2 separate regions of the Homo sapiens genome follow, and region 2 is linked to region 1. A link is a loop called in an ENCODE intact Hi-C map of the cell type or tissue named here. Cell type or tissue: GM12878. All regions are shown on one strand. Each heading gives the region's core, and the rest is flanking DNA. Links, peaks and the distances in the headings are about the cores only. Region 1 has its middle 19 kb from the start of WFS1. Region 2 overlaps JAKMIP1 (janus kinase and microtubule interacting protein 1).

Region 1 (8,331 bases), core at 181-8,180:
GTCATCCTCCAACTGCCAGCCAGGAGTGGGCTCTCCGAGGCCCTGGGGAGAGTGATACCACAGGCTGGATGCAGGTTGGATCCCTGAGTCACCATGTGGAGGAAGGTGGCCCATCAACCAGGAGTACCAGCTTGCACTGTTAGGGAACAAAAATGAACTTCTGTTTGCCAAGCTCCTGCAATCTGGGGTTGATTTGTTGCCGCAGCTAGCTTTGCCCCATCTGACACACAGACAAGCCTGACTTCAATCCCGGTCTCACCCTCTGCTAGCCAGCTTGCCTTGGGCAAGTGCCTTTCCTCCTCCCAACCTTGGTTTCCCCATCTGTAACACAGTAGTAATATCTGCCTCCAAAGGCTGCTGTGAGGAGTACATACGGTAACTAATCCAGGCGCAGTGATCAGCACAAAAGCTGGCACCCAGTAAGCAGCCTTAACCAAAGTTAATTTCCCTCTCTGCAGAACCCACACCTTTCCCGGGCCACCACACACCCTCTGCCACTCCTCCACTGGGGGCCAGACATGACTGCACACACTCACATAGGGCTTTTGTGGAGCTGACTAGGAATTATCTGAATAACTCAATGTCTAACAATAAACCAAGAGGCACTCACAGTTATTGAAAGGAGACCAGAATGACAAACGTATTCTTGGCCTCTCTCTAGGGCATGCTGAACCCCAAAATAAGCATTCTTCCAAGTCTCTGCACTGGTAATTCTCAAACATTAGTGTGCAAACGCATCTCTTGGAGATAGTGTTACATTGCAGATTCTATGTCAGTAGGGCTTAGGGGCTGCAATCTTGCTGCTCAAAGTGCCATCTGTGGACCAGTGGTGCCAGCATCACCAAGGATGAGCTAGAAATGCAATCTTGGGCCCTGCCCTGGACCTGCCCATGGGAATGTGCATGTTAACCCAACCCCCATCTGATTCCTGAGCACAGTCACATTTGAGTCCTGTGCTCTAAAGTGACAGAGTTCAGACTTTGAGAGTCTGAATGAGGCAAGGTAAGGATTTTCATAGCTCTGAGAGAGGGTTCTCCTGAGAGGGGACAGACATGGCGTTTGCACGGACTCACACGCTGTGGTATGAGACACATGATCACACTCACTCATTTCTCTCATAAATCTTCACTTCCTTAGAACCTACCCTCCCGTTAGACACTAGCTGTGTCTTCTTCAGCCTGACGGTCCTCTCCGGAAGGTGCGCGTCTGTCTCTCAGCCCAATTCAAAGAGGTGGGAGAGGCGGCCACAGCCTCTGTCGGCCTGCTGGGCACCTGGGGCTATAGAAGAGGGACCGAGGCTCAGCGAGATTAAGTGACCACATCCCACAGCTACTATGGCTGCTGCAGGATTTGAATTTAGGACGATCTCGCTGGGCCCTACTCCCAGCGAGACAAATTAACACAAAGCCCCAGGGAGACAAATTAACCCAAACCCCTGGAAGAATTTTAAAAGCAGAAGCTCAAGCCCCCCACCCCAACACAGATTTTGATTCCGTTGGTCTGGGTGAGGCTACCCAGAAGGCCCTGCTGGGTGGCTTGGGGGCCTGTGCAGAAGGCCAGGTGCACTGCTCCATGATGGCAAAACCAGCCCAGCTCCCTGCTCTCTTGCAAGGGCTCAGCATCTGGTACCAGAGCAGGAGATGCTCACAAGTGAGAATTTCTGTAGGGGTCTACAAAGCAGGTGCTTTCAAAAACAGTGCTCAAAGAAAGTGGGAATTGAGAGGCAAACGAGGGTGTTTCTACCTGGGGTGCAGGAAGGAGCAGGCACGTGGCATTTGAGCTTAGCTTTCGTGAACATATAGGCGTTCTCCGAACACAGCTTGCAGGGAGGGGCTCAGGTAGATGGAATGGCATCTGCAGGGGTTCAGGTTTACGGAAACGGGTCACCTCCCATGGTCTCCCCACTTCCTCCCCTGTCTGCCCTCCAGGCTCACCGGAGCAGCCAGTGATGTCTGGGCTCATCAGTCCTTGGACAAAGCCCTCCAGGAGCTCTGTCTTCTCAATGTAAAAGCCAAAGTCCTTCCAATGCCCCCAAGGCCTTGCGTGGCCTGGCGGTGTCACCCGTGGGCCCCATCTCCCACCTCCACTGTTTTTTTGCTCACTGGCCTCAAGCTGGCCTTGCTGGTCCTGGAACATGCTGAGCCTACTCCTGCCTCAGGTCCTTACACTTGCTGTTCCCTCTGCCTGGATGCTACACAGCCACGCCCAGAGTTCATGATCCCAACACATGTGCCACCTTCTCAGACACCCTCCCTGGCCACCCTAGGGGACACTGCAGCCCTCCCATCCCGTCCCCCTTCCTTCCTCCCTGCTGGGTGCCATAAGCTTAGCTGTTGATTTCTTCGCCTGCCTCCCATTAGAACATGAGTCCAAAGAGGGAGGGCTCCGTTTGCTCACCATTGCCCCCGAGTGCCTAGAGCACTGCCTGGCACCCGGCAGGGGCTCTATAAATAGAGATGGAAAGAGGGAGGTGGGCGGGCATGCGTGGGCTTAGGTGGGCCCAGCAAGAGATGCCCTTGGGCAGGACAGCTTGGTGTGCATGGCCAAGGAGGGTGGGTCCCAAGCCAAAGGCATTGAACACCAGGCTGAGGAGTGAGGATGCCACCTGCTGTATCACCCAGGCAATAGGGAGCCTCTAAAGGCTTTTTCTTTCCCCCAAGATGAAGTCTTGCTCTTGTCGCCCAGGCTGGAGGGCAGTGGTGGGATCTCAGCTCACTGCAACCTCTGCCTCCTGGGTTCAAGCGATTTTCCTGCCTCCCGAGTAGCTGGGATTACAGGTGGGCACCACCACGCCTGGCTAATTTTTGTATTTTTAGTAGAGATGGGGTTTCACCATATTGGCCAGGCTGGTCTCGAACTCCTGGCCTTGTGATCCGCACGCCTCGGCCTCCCAAAGTGCTGAGATTACAGGCTTGAGCCACTGTGCCCGGCCCCTAGAGGCTTTAAGCAGGGGAGTGGCCTGGTCAGAGCCATGCTCTGGGATGGTATGGCCTACCACTGTGGCCCAGCAGGCTTGAGGGTCCCAGTTAGTGCCCCTGGAGCCAAGCAGAGGACTGGACAGGATCCAGCGTGGGGAGGGAGCCCTCCCTGCTCTTGTTACCTTGGCAGAAACCCCGAGAACACTAGGTCCGTGGGCAGCCCCTGCAGGCCTGTCCTGCTCTGCTGGCCAAGGCTTGGAGCTCTGCCTGGGGCAGGAGGTGCCCATGAGAATGCCAGGGAGTGCGAGCTCCCCCAGAGACCCAGGCAACAAGCACCCACTCGACTCCAGGGCTCAGAGCCCTCGCTAGGATGCCGTCAGCATTTGGGCTGCTGCCTTTTGCACTCCAATACTTGAGTTCAAGTCCTGGCTCCACCACTGACTCCGGGCTACAGGGACCTGGGCTATAGCCATGTCCTCCTCTGAACCTTGGTTTCCCCATCTGTGAAATGGCTGGATTTGTGCCCTCAGCTCTGCCCTCTCTTACCTCGCACCTCCCTACCCATGCCCAGAGCCTCCTTGACACAGACAAATGTGCCATCGCCTCTGGAATGCTGGGCACCTTAACAGTCCAGGCCTGCCAGACACTCCAAATTCTAGGGCCTCCCAGGGCCTTAAATGACAGGAAGAGAAGGCCATCTTATCTCTGGAGACAGAAGCTTGGGGCTTGGTTCTATTTCCCTGGCAAATTCTGGGGCACAAACCAGAAAGCTGCAACAGGAAAAGACCCATACTATGCAAGCCTAGGCTTTAAAACCGAGAGGGACCCCGGGAATCTCGCGCGCCAACTGCCTGCACTTTAAGGATAGAGGCACGCGGGCCAGGAGAGAAGTGACTTGCCCAAGGTCACCTGGTGGCAGTGAGTGCCGTGCAAGCCCCAAACCCCCCAGTCCTGGGTTCCCACATCCCTGCAGGCTGGCTCAACTGTAGGGCCTCCGCTGTGGAAATCAGTCCTCCGACCTCAGATCTGGAGGCCCATGGCCAATGCACATTTCCGATTAAACATGCCTTTGAGGCCGGACACGGAAGCTCGCACCTGTTACCCAAGCACTTTGGGAGGCTGATGTGGGAGGATCACTTGAGCTCAGGAGTTCGAGACCAGCCTGAGCAATATAGTGAGACCATGTCTCTACAAAAATGAAAATAAAAAAATTAGCTGGGCATTGTGGTGCACACCTGTGGTTTCAGTTACTTGGGAAGCTGATGGGGAGGATTGCTTCAGCCTGGGAGGTTGAGGCTGCAGTGAGCTATGATCATGCCACTGCACCCCATCCTGAGTGACAGAGCAAGACTCTGCCTCAAAAAAACAAAAACAAAACCCCCCAAACAAACAAAAAACCCAACCCTCACCTTGGCCCTCCCAAAAAAAACCCATGCTTTTGAGGAGGTCAGCAGAAAGCTCTTGTCTTTGGGGTGGGGATCGGGGGTGTAGAGGAAGATTTGACTCTTGGAGGTAACTCCCAGCCCTGTTTGTGACATTTTATTTTTCTCTTTCCAAGCTCCTGGTTGGCAAATCAAACAACTAATCACTTGACTCTTGTGCCCTCTAGTGGTCACTCTTTGAATAGCAATAGTTAGGACTAAATTTAAACGGCAAAGTACTCAGGTAATCCCCAAGCCGTTTGTCTAGGGCCACGCTTCTTAGACACTCCCAGGCCTACAGATCATCTTGGAATATTATTAAAATGCTGATTCTTTCTCAATAGGTCTGGGGCGAGCTCTAGATTCGGCATTTGTAACCAGTTCCCAGGTGATGTCGATGCGGCTGGTGCTTAGAGCACACTTTTGCGTCGGGAAGAGATTCAGCACTTAAGAGCCACCTACATTCCCCTCTATGCAGGTGCCCACAGGAGGCGCTTCCCTGTGCCATCTCACTACCTGACGTCAAAGAAAAGGTGCAGAGGTGACTTCCCCAAGGACGCATAGTGGTGAGGCAGGGGTTTTCACCAAGGATCTTTTGATTCAAAGCCAGTACTCCCCACATGCACAGTAACATATCGGAAGACATTCTATGTTAGCAGATATCACAGACAGCACGGCACAGTCCACTCGGAGCTCAGAGCTCTCCACCTGCTGGATCATCCCTTGCTGCATAATTTGAAAAGCCCAGTGCAAAATAAAAATTCAGGCCCCTTATTCAAAAAGCAGGAGGAAAGTGCAGTTACAGGGGTGAAATAGAAAGCTTTTCCCTTGAAAAATTTATTACTTATGCAATGTAATAGGGATAATAGTGATGCATGAGTAACAACATAAACTTACAAATTTGTCAAAATAATATTTTGGGTGTGATTATTTATACAATAAAACAAATAATACTTTATGTGATAACTGGATTAGAAGCTTTCCCTGGCTCACTTTTCTGCAAATTCATTTATTAGGTTATCAAAGCTTACACTTTTAGCAACTTTGTTTTCAATCGATATAATTGAATGTGACATCAGTTGCTGTTGGCAAATACAAGCTCACAAATCATTTTAGGACACTTTCCATTTTAAGAAGGACCTTTCTGCTGATGCATTTTTTATTGGAGCTATTAAGAGTATCTTATAGGCTATAATAACTTTGAGATACATTTTTTATAATTTTGAAATACAAATGTTGGTATATCTAGAGCTGATGATTCTTGCAGAACAATTTTTCTAAAAATATTTAACTCTTTATACAAATCATTTTTATGTGAATCTGAATTTAATTTTAAATGTAGACAGACAGTGGTATTTTAATGTTTCATGGCTGACCTTCCTGCAACCTGTGGGGGTTATACAGAAAACCAGCGGTGGCTTTAAGGATTGAATGCACTATAGCGTAATTGCCCGTTTATGCCTTGTATCACTGTATCTTGAATTACAAGGGGAATTTAATTTTAAAATCATCTTCCTCATTAATAATTGTATCATCAAAGCTCAGTACGAAAATATTGTTCTTTTGGTCAAACGTGACCATCTTTATCTTTAATTTCTATTTCTAAGCTTTTGGATATTTGTTTATTATAATGTTGCAATAGTTTTTGAAACCAGAGATTCTAAACTTGTTGGAGAGTTCCCGTAACTCCCAATACGCTTTATTACAGTGTCCCTGTGTACACTTCTGTTTTGTAATAACTTATAAAGTTTACTGCTTGAGCCCTGGCAGTTCCCATCCTGGCCTGAGAGTTCCATATTTATGCAGGGGCCGCAGGAGCCACAGGGGCTGGCTCTTGGGATGGAAGGGCTGGCCGGCCCCCCACTGTGGTCTAGGCACTTCCCGGCGTGAAGAGAGGAAATAGTTCACGGCTCACGACTTCAACTTGTCTGGCCATAAAAGTGGGTCGTCAAATTTAAAGGGTCTGTGATGAGGATTGTCTAAGATTTTAAAGCTGCATCCCATGCTTTATTAGGAAGTCCTGAAAGCAATTCAGTGGGCTGTGTGCAGTAGCTAAAACATATGAAATAGAAAAGAAAACAAAGGGTCAGAGCGCACCTCTGAAGTGGAGTAAATATTGTTGGGCAAGGGCTTGGTCTTAGTTATATCTGTGTGCTGGGCCATATGTAAAATTCATTTCTTACCATGCCTCCTGTCCCAGCAGGGTGACTGAGACTGTGATGCCACAGCTCTGCTTGCTCTGTTACCCCTAGTGATTTGGTTTCCTGGGGCACTTTAAATTTGGCCAGAGAAGAATGTCCTGCTGAGGCTTGGGACCCAAGCTCCAGGTGCAGGCCAGGCTGGCATCGACGACCCGACCCACTAGGAGGGGGCGCATGTGCACCAATGTCTGTGTCTGTCACTCCTCTCTGCTCCTCGACCTCACCCGCAATGCTGAAGGCCCAGGTTTGGCTGTTTCATCCCCAATGACCCAGAATGGTGGCCCTAGGTCCTGTAAGTGCGGGCTCATTGGGTGGAGATGTGTGGGCGCCTCAGCTGGGGGGCTTGCTTGCTGGCCAGACATGAAACCCAAGGCCCGACCTGAACCCCAAGGTGCACTGTGAATGGAATCACTTTAGCAATAAGGCTCAACCACAGGGATTACACGAGACAGTCAGCCCAGGCATGGCACATGCCAGGCAGTCCATCTGGGTTTTGTTATCACTGCATCTCCCAGCATTGATCCTGGGAGAGTGACTGTCAATAACAACATGAATAACTAGGTCTAGAGCCCCTGCAGGATACAAGCATCACACAGGGCACTTTAAAAAAATGCATCTGCTTTCATCCTTGCAGTAACCCCGTCAGGTATTGATATCCCATTTTATACATCTGAAACCTGAGGCTGAGAGAGGGAGTGCCCTGCTCAGTGCCCCACCTGAGCTAAGGTGGAGATAAGATTGAGTGTGGGGACTGGGCGTGTCTGCTGACATCGAGACTGGAAGTATTAGATCCCCCAGCTATTCTAACTCGCTTGTGGCAGTGGGGAAAAAAGGCGAAGGGGTGGGCTTCAGGTCCTGCAGGCTTCTGGAGGTAGCACCAAGGCCAGAATTAACCCTGCCCACCATCTGCAGGTAAATCCTTCCTCTTGCTGCCCAAGACACGCACTGCACCTCCTGGACCATGGCACTGCTCCCTCCTCACTTGGAAACTGCCACTTTAGTGTTATTCTGTGGAAAAGCCCTGTCTCAGTTCCAGGTGCCTGGGGATAGCTACTACCAATTTGCTGTGTGTCTGGGAGGACCCCTTTCCCCCTCTGGGCACCTGTATTTCCTATGGTGACAGGAAGGGGCTGAGCTAAATGAGCTACATAGTCAGTGTTAGGGTTGCCAGATAAAATACAGGATGCCCAGTGTGATGGTTAATACTAAGTGTCAACTTGATTGAAGGATACAAAGTATTGATCCTGGATGTGTCTGTGGGGGTGTTGCCAAAGGAGATTAACATTTGAGTCAGTGAACTGGGAAAGGCAGACCCACCCTTCATCTGGGTAGGCACCATCTGATCAGCTGCCAGTGAGGCTAGAAGATAAAGCAGGCAGAAACATGTGAAAGGAGAGACTGGCTTAGCCTCCCAGCCTCCATCTTTCTCCCACGCTGGATGCTTCCTGCCCTCAAACATCAGACTCCAAGTTCTTCAGTTTTGGGACTCGGACTGGCTCTCCTTGCTCCTCAGCTTGCATTTGGCCTATTGTGGGACCTTCTGATCATGTGAGTTAATACTTAATAAATTCTCCTTATATATAGATCTATCCTATTACTTCTGTCCCTCTACAGAACCCAGACTAATACATCCAGTTAGATTTGAATTTCACATAAACAACGGATAACTTTTATATAAGTATATCCCAAATATTGCAAGGGATATACTTACGTTAGCAGTGGCAAATCCATATGGGTCTGCAGCAACCTCAATTCTTTGCATCCTCAGAAGAAATAATTCAACCTAGGGGC
Region 2 (8,331 bases), core at 325-8,324, 71 kb after region 1:
TGAGTGTGGGCTGTATTGTCATTTCTAGGAAAGGAGGGAAGGCGGCAGAGTCTGAAAACCAGCAGTGGGCTGGGAGTAGGGAGGCGTGTGTTCGAGGCATGCCCCCTTCCTGGCTGTGGTGCCTGGGAGCGGTTCTTCCTTCCCTAGGGCATTTGTGGAGTGTCTGCTATGTGCTGGGCACCTGGTTTCTGCCTATTGAGAAGGGATGATACTCACAGGACAGTGTGATACACTCACCTCTCTTTGGGTTTGTTTTCCCATCTGCAAAATGAAGTCTTTTCAAAAATAAAATTTTTACATAGCTAAACCACCCTGCTCCAATATACAAAACAGAGAAGTGATGGTTTATTCTCACATTTATCTTATGACTTTAAACTGACAACATTTACCAGTTATAAGGTCAGTCAGTGAGGACAGTGAGGTTGCTCTGATGAATTCAACTTTCAAAACGAAAAGTATAGGGTGACAGTTGCAATCTGAACAGCTGTGGCATCTTGAGTATTAATGGACTTTGTTGTGGTTGTGAAAATATTCTGTTGTGACGATTTGCATACCGCATTTGTGATTCCGTTTTTGGGAGTGACTTGTCTTGCATTCTCAGAGTGCATTTCACTGGAGATGACAGGAGAGGCTGTCCCCCAAGCCCTGCACAAAGCTGAGTGTTCACCTGGCAGCCCAGGTCCCTGCAGTGGGGTCTACCAGGGTTAATATTGGGTTTGCAGCCCATTTGAGTTGGTGTGATGTTTTCACAGTTTAAAATTATTACACCTAGAAAAAAGAAGTCAAGCATCTGTTGCTCCAGACCTTTGACTCCTGGCCCTCCCAAACATCTTCAAGGAGCACCAGGACTCCATGGAAGGTGGTTTGAAAACCAAGTCCCAGCACCCTGAGTACTGAAGTTTCTGTTCCATTTTACTTTCTTTTTTAAATTTATTTATTTATTTATTTATTTATTTATTGAGACAGAGTCTTGCTCTGTCACCCAGGCTGGAGTGCAATGGCATGATCTTGGCTCACTGTAACCTCTGCCTCCCAGGTTCAAGCGACTCTCCTGCCTCGGCCTCCCAAGTAGTTGGTATTACAGGCACCCGCCACCAAGCCCGGCTAATTTTTGTATTTTTAGTACAGACGGAGTTTCACCATGTTGGCCAGACTGGTCTCAAACTCCTGACCTCAGGTGATGCGCCTGCCTCAGCCTCCCAAAGTGCTGGAATTACAGGCGTGAGCCACTGCACCTGGCCCTGTTCCATTTTAGACATCAGCCAGCACCCCTTCGCAGGGCACCTGTATCTGTGTGTCTAGATATCTGTGGTATTGTTATCTGCCTGTATCATGTTTAGCTCTTTGTTCTGTCTCAACCTTCAAGAGTCCTTGTATTACTAAGATGGGACCTGGGAACCTGGAGCCTCCAGGACCATCACTGGCTGAGCTGAGCTGAGCTGAGCGGGAGGAAGGGCTGCCTTGGGAGCTGGCACTGGCCTGACCTCCAAGTCTCTGTGAGCAGACCTTGAGGGACCTGTGCCTTCCTAGGCATCTCCAGGTCATATCTGCTCCCTTCTTCCTCGGGATGGCTGTGGAGTTATAGGAAGTGTTTGGGGAAAGGAGCAGTTGTATCTAGAAACGGTGATATGTTTCCGAAACTCACACTGTCACTCCACTGCTCCAGGGGCTCCCCGCTGGCCCAGGATAAAGCACAGACTCCTTGTCATCACACATGTGGCCTTATCTCCTGATGCTCCTGCTGTTACCTACTGTCTCAGACCATTTGGCTGCCATAGCAGAAATACCATAGACAGAGGGGCTGAAACAACAGAAGCTTATTTCTCACCGTTCTGGAGGCTGGAAGTCTGAGATCATGGTGCCAGACAACTTGGTTCATGGTGAGGCCCCTCTTCCTGGTTCGCAGGAGGCTGCCTTCTTACTGTGCCCTCGCATGGTGGAGAGAGAAAGGAAATAAGCTCTCTTGTGTCCCCCTCCTTTTTTTCTTTTCTTTTCTTTCTTTCTTTCTTTCTTTTTTTTTTTTTTTTCTGAGACAGGGTCTCGCTCTGTTACCCAGGCTGGAGTGCAGTGGTGTAATCACTGTTCATTGCAGCTTTGAGCTCCCGGGCTCAAGTGATCCTCCCACCTCAGCCTCCCAAGTAGCTGGGACTACAAATATGCACCACCACACCTGACTAATTTTTTTAATTTTGTAGAGATGAGGTCTCATTATGTTGCCCAAGCTGGTCTTGAACTGAGCTCAAGCAATCCACCTTCCCCGGCCTCCCAAAGAGCTGGGATTACAGGTGTGAGCCACCGAGCCTGGTTTCCTGTCCCTTCTTATAAGGTCACTAATCTCATCATGAGGGCTTCACCCTGATGACCTAATTACCCACCATAGGGTTTCAATGTATCAATTTGGGGGGACATAAACATTCACTCCATAACACTGTCCCTTACCTTATTGAATCGTCTGCTTTCCCTGAACTTGCCCAGACCCCTCCTCCTCCTGTCTGCACAGGCTCATCTCCTTGGGCATCACCCATCCTCCCAAGGCCAGGGCGGGTCCCTCCCTGTACATCTGTCTGTCACAGCCATGGTCACAGTGTGTGACTGATGCCATTCACAGTCTTCTTCCCCGCTGGCTAGAGCTCTGTGAGGGAAGGGGCTGTGTGAGATTCATGTTTGAGGCTCAGCACAGGGTCTGGCATGGAACAGGCACTAGGATGCTGTTGAATGAATGAATGAATGAATGGAGCTTGCGTTGCTGCTGCTCTCCCTCTCTGATGCCAATTGACTTTTCTTTGACCCCTGCTCCTCCATCTGCATATCCTGATTTCACCCCTTCCACAGCCCACTTTGGATGTCCCTTCCCTCACCACGCTGGCACCCATAGGCCCTGGTCTCCCAGTTATCACCTGGGCTTGTTACAGTGTCTCCTTTGCTTGGCTAGGAGCTCCTCAAGGGATGGGGGAGCCACTGAGACATTGAGGGACTCTGCAAATGTCTGCACCTGAGAAGGACTTCCTTCTGTACTGAGCTGGTGGTAACCTGATAGTGACCTGGTAGTAACCTGGCAGTAAGCTCATCTTGGTTTATGTACTCCAGGCCTGTAATTAGTGTTACTCTTCGAGCCCCTGGTCTCTTCCTCTCTCAGCATGACCCTCCCCTCCACCCTTTCTGGAACTGCTTTCTTGAGAGGAAGCCTAAGAAATGTGAACTGCGTCCACCAGCACATCTCACAAAGCCTTGTGCACACAGGAGGTGTTTGGTAGGTGTCTGTCAAGGAGCGCCCTGTTCAGCATCTAGTCATATCAAGCCCACACGGGGTGGTGAGTATAGAAAGGATGTAGAAACCACAAAAAGAAGTTGCCCTTTGCTTGGAAGTCACTGACTACCCCTTCTTGTTCTTGGTGGTGTGGTTACTTGCTAGTCTCTTGACTCATTTCAGCAGAGGTGAGACAGAAACGACCTGATGGCTGGGGCCTTTTCTGGGACTTCTTAAGGGGTCTTTGCACGTTAATAAAGGGGAGATTCCAAAATGATGCAATGAGTTGGCCAAGAGCCAGCAAGTAGCAGTTGAAAAAGAAAAAGTTTTTATACTAAGCTTGGGACTTGAGCAGCTAGACTCCTCCCTGCTCAATGTGCCATGGCCCTCTGAGAACAAAGCACGTTGACAGAAAATTAAATGTCACTGAATTAGCTGCAACATCCACTTGCTACAACCTCCACCCCCACTTGCTAATTGGGTCATGTTGGTCAAAGTACTTCACCCCTTCCTGCTGGTCCATTAAAATGGGGGTACTAAGAATACCCTTGTCACAGGGCTGCAGAATACTAGGTAATTTGGACAGTTTGAAACAGTTCCTGCTACACAGTGAGAGCTATATAAATGGTGACTTATTACTTGGTGCATGTTTGTTGAATTGTAGTAAATTATCTGATGGGAGAGGGGTGTCTGTGTTGTTATGGTGCTTAATTCTTCTTGTAGCACAGGTATCGGTCCCCATTGCCTATCCTCACCTCCAAGTTTCTCTCCTGTTCAGCAGCTGATAAGATTTTATAGTGAAAATCTCAATAAGAAAGAAGACTTCACGTGCACAGAATGTTCTAAAGGAAGCTTCATTATGTTCTCTTGAATGTTGATAAACAACTCTCATTTCTATTTGATGAGAATTTTTTGTGGGTTCTGAATGTTACGAGTAGCAATTTTATCAGAAATTATTTCTGTTTGTGGGTATGTTTGGTGGGGAATTGAAGTTGGTGGTTTTCTGATATTGGAAGCATTTCATGAACTGGGGTATTTCAAAACTGCTGTTTATGAAAGTGTTGGGGCTAATTCAGTGGCACTTAATTTTCTGTCAATATGCTTTGTTCTAAGAGGGTCATGGCTTGTTGTGCAGGAAGGAGCCTGCTGTTTATCCCTGCAAATGTTCTTGCATGGCTTCTAAGAGGATGTCAGGCATGCTGCTGGTCCTAGGGATAGAAAACAAAACAGACACAGTTCTTTGGGCAGCTGGGAACTGGTCTTAGATTCAGAGAGACCTGGGTTCAAGTCCTGACTCTGTCATTTACAAGCTATGGATTTTAAGAAAGTGACTTCACCTCTTTGAGCCTCAGTTTCCTTATCTGTCATATGGGGATAATATTGCTACCTGTTTTACAAGGAGGCTTTGAGGATGGATTGAGATGAGGTGTACCCAGCATACTACCTGGCATAGAATAGTCTCTTCTTTTGAGTGGCAGCTCTTGGTTTAGCTGTTGCTTTTGGTCTGGGGGCAGGAGTGATACCCCAAGAGACCCATGCAGCCTGACTCAGGGCCACTGCTGGGCCACTTCCCTTCCCTTGTTCTCTGCCTGGTGCAATGAGCAGGGTCACCTTTTGCAGAGGAGGTAGGTTTGTGTCAGGGCAATGGGCTTGGTTTCCTGTGGGTTTGTGGCTTTGTAGGGTTGTCCCTTGACGGTGCCTGTAGGGGGTGTCAGGAAGGTAGAGGAAGGAGGTGGTGGTGGATGGGGCAGGGTCTCCCTGTGTGGGGCTCAGCCTTCCTGTCCTGTTCCATCCAGTCTGCCTCTTGGCTGTTGCATTTACTGAGTACTCACCTGAGCAGGTGCTTTAGGTTCCTCTTTAAGCCTCTCAACCACCATGCAAGATGGTAGGAGGAAACCAAGACCCCACGAGGTTAAGCAGTCATTTAGGGGTTAGAGTTAGTGAATCTGGGGCTTTGAGATGAGAATCTCACCCTCTCTCCAGCCACATAGGGCTGCCCAGGTGGTTTCAGCAAAGGTGGCATGGGAGACCTAGGTGTGCCTGTGGGTCCTTCTAAGACCATTTCATGAAAAAGAGCAACAAAGGTTTGAAAAGCACATTCTAGTCTTTCCCCAACCACTCTCTGGACATATAGCCCAGTTTTATTTTTTCCTGGGAATATGCTATACCAGCTTTGTAACCTGATCTTTTTGGATGTGGCAATCCATTCTGAAGACATTCCAGAGAAACAATTCATAAATGAATGACCGAGTGTGCTCTCCGAGCCAGGCACTGTGCCGGGGCAGGGAGACAGCTGGTGAACAATCCCATGTGAAGAGGGAGGGACCTTAATCAAGTACGAGGTGCTCTGAGGTTGGGAGATGGGGGAGGTTTGTGTGGGGATGAGGTCAGTGGAAGCCTCTCTGGAGACATGACCTAGAGAATTTGGTAGGGTATATTAGTCTGTCCTCACATTGCTAATAAAGACATACCTGTGACGGGAATTTATAAAGAAAAGAGGTTTAATTGACTCACAGTTTTGCATGGCTGGGGAAGCCTTAAAAAACTTACAATCATGGCATTAGGGGAAGCAAACACGTCCTTCTTCACCTGGCGGTATCAAGGAGATGCAGTTTCGAAATATCCCGGTTCATGAAATGCTTCCAATATCATCAGAAAACCACCTACTTCAATTCCCCACCAAACACACCCACAGACACAAATAATTTCTGATAAAATTGCTACTCGTAACATATTCAGAACCCACTTAAAGTTCTGATCAAATAGAGCTTACTCACTATCATGAGAATAGTATGGGGTAAACTGCCCCCATGATTCAATTACCTCCCGAGAGGTCCCTCCCACCACACATGGGGATTATGGGAACTACAATTCAAGAGGAGATTTGGGTGGGGACACAGCCAAACCATATCGTAGGGTAACAAAGGAAAAGCTGCTTACCTGAAAGGTAGCCACGTCTCTCAATTCAAAAATGAGATACAAAACATTAAAGGGTCATTTTTTTATACCCATGGGGGACAAAGCTAAATATATCAAAGCCTTGGGCTTCTGTTTCCTTCTTTCCTATCCCTCCCCTCCAGGGAGGAGGGTCGGGGACAGGAAGCATGAAGTGGGCGTGGCCAACGAGGCGGGGTTAGGGGCTGGACAGGAAGTGGAAAGGGAGGAGTCATGTTTGACTTTAAAAGCCTGCAGCCGGAAGTGAAGCCGGATGCACTTGGAGGTGGAAGCGTGAGATTGAGTGGTTAGGGTTAATCTCACCTCTTCTGTGCAAAATTAACTTTGAGTTGAGGCATCTTGGCTGGGGCTGGGGAAGAGGAGTTGTGGGCAGAGGGACAGCCTGCAGCGTGTGCAGAGGCTCAGAGACAATGCAGAGGCAGGGGCCACCCAGGTCACTGTGAAGATGGTGGCTCTGATGTGGGTAGTGGCATTGGGGGTGGAGTGGAGGAGGTTGCACTGATGTTTGGGGGATGCAGCCATTATTAGTATGGCTATGATCTGCCTCCGTCTGTGGGAGGGGCTGCTCTGCTTCAGACCCTGCAGTGGGTGCCTTAATTTGTTTAATCCACACAACAGCCTCAGGACAGAGAAGTGAGGTGTGATGATGCAGGTCACACAGCAGAAGGGTTGGATCTAGGATTTGACTCTAGGTCCAACTGACAGGGAAGCCCAGGCTCTTTCTCTTACACCCTTCCCAGGAGGCCCAAATTTTCAGAGGCAGAAGCCGTGGCAAACATGGAGGGCTTGTTGGAGTAGGTGATGATGTGGCTTATAAACCTTTACTAGGCTAAGTTTGAGGCCCAGAGTAATTAGAGCTCAGGACTGGGAGTAAAGGGGCTGGGTTCAAATCCTGTCTTTCTATGTACATTTGGATTAGCCCCACCCTCCCTGGACTCCACATCCCATCTGTGCAATGGGGAGGTCGGATCAGATGGCCTTTCTTAAAGTCCTCTCCAACTTTGGAGCTCACTTCTTCTCTACATCAATATTTGCTAAGTGTTTTTTCCCTTTGGGAAGATTGACGTTTGTCTACCAACACCCTCCTACCCGAAGCTCCCTTTTGGTTTCAGGATGCCAGTGGGTGTCTAGGCATGGTCACATGGTCACTGCTCATGACAACAAGGTTTGTACCTTTCCGATCATTTAAAAAAAATTTTTTTGAGACAGGGTCTTACTCTGTCACCCAGGCTGGAGTGCAGTGGCACAAATCATGGCTCACTGCAGCCTCAACCTCCCCGATGCAAGCGATCCTCCCACCTCAGCCTCCCCAGTAGCTGAGACTACAGGCACATGCCACCATGCCTGGCTAATTTTTGTATTTTTTGTAGAGGCAGGGTTTCGCCATGTTGCCCAGGCTGGTTTCTAACTTCTGGGCTCAAGTGATCCGCCTGCCTCGGCCCCCAAAAAGTGCTAGGATTACAGGTGTGAGCCATGGCGCCCAGCTTTTCCCACCACTTTGATATAGGCTCCAATTTCTTGCTGGCCACACAGGCTGGCAAATCCTGGGTCCTTTTGCATGTTCAGTGGAACCTTGGGTGAGTCATTCTACCACTGCAAGCCTCAGTTTCCCCATTTGTAAACATGGAGTTATCTCCCAGCCCTTAATTCCCTGACCCCATTGCCCCATTCTGAGTGTGTCCGGGTGATGTGGTACAGTGCTGCGTCTTGTTTCTACAGAACAACCGTCCTGTGGTAGGAGTACTGAGGAGCTTGGTAAATAGATTAAAATGTACAATACAGCTGAACATCGGAAATCCTTCCTTGGTCCCGTTCAGCTAGGCTGGAGGTCCTATCTGGTTTTGCCTCCTAAAATGTTTGTATTCATGGTTCACCTCAGGGATCTTCATACCCCACCAGACCAGGACACAGCCTAAACACTGTCTCTGCCTTCAGGGGCCCCGTGGAACCTGCTGCCAGGCAGTCCTCCATGTTGACTCTGGAGCAGCTGGTCTGAAACGTATGAGGGGGTGATCTGTCCTTTTCCACCCAGGTGTAACCCTCTCCGTGGCTCCCCACTGTGCTCAAAGTCAAACTCAAGCCTGTTAGAGATTTGTAGTCCCTTCTTCTCACTAGATCTCTGACTACTC

The links. Hi-C counts contacts between places; a loop is a spot of excess contacts. Peaks named below come from ENCODE experiments on the same cell type or tissue, not always from the same donor. Only the 100,000 strongest peaks of a DNase experiment are listed, where the experiment ranks them.
Region 2: it touches region 1 in a loop (3-fold over the local background); 2 of 110 quality-filtered maps call a loop at or near these places.

The regions. Positions count from the first base shown.
Region 1 is chr4:6,247,094-6,255,424 of GRCh38, reverse strand. No RefSeq gene overlaps it. Among named protein-coding and RNA genes, the nearest start is that of WFS1, 19 kb to the left of the region's middle. In GM12878, for the core only: CTCF peaks have their summits at 2,587 (motif pointing left) and 4,527 (motif pointing left); a DNase peak (open chromatin) is centred at 4,564; H3K27me3 peaks cover 154 bases.
Region 2 is chr4:6,176,107-6,184,437 of GRCh38, reverse strand. All of the region lies in intron 1 of JAKMIP1 (janus kinase and microtubule interacting protein 1), which reads left to right. Among named protein-coding and RNA genes, the nearest start is that of JAKMIP1, 20 kb to the left of the region's middle. RefSeq lists an enhancer at 3,370-3,659. In GM12878, for the core only: no CTCF peak of the experiment used is centred there; DNase peaks (open chromatin) are centred at 537, 3,397 and 4,885; H3K4me3 peaks cover 559 bases; H3K27ac peaks cover 6,041 bases.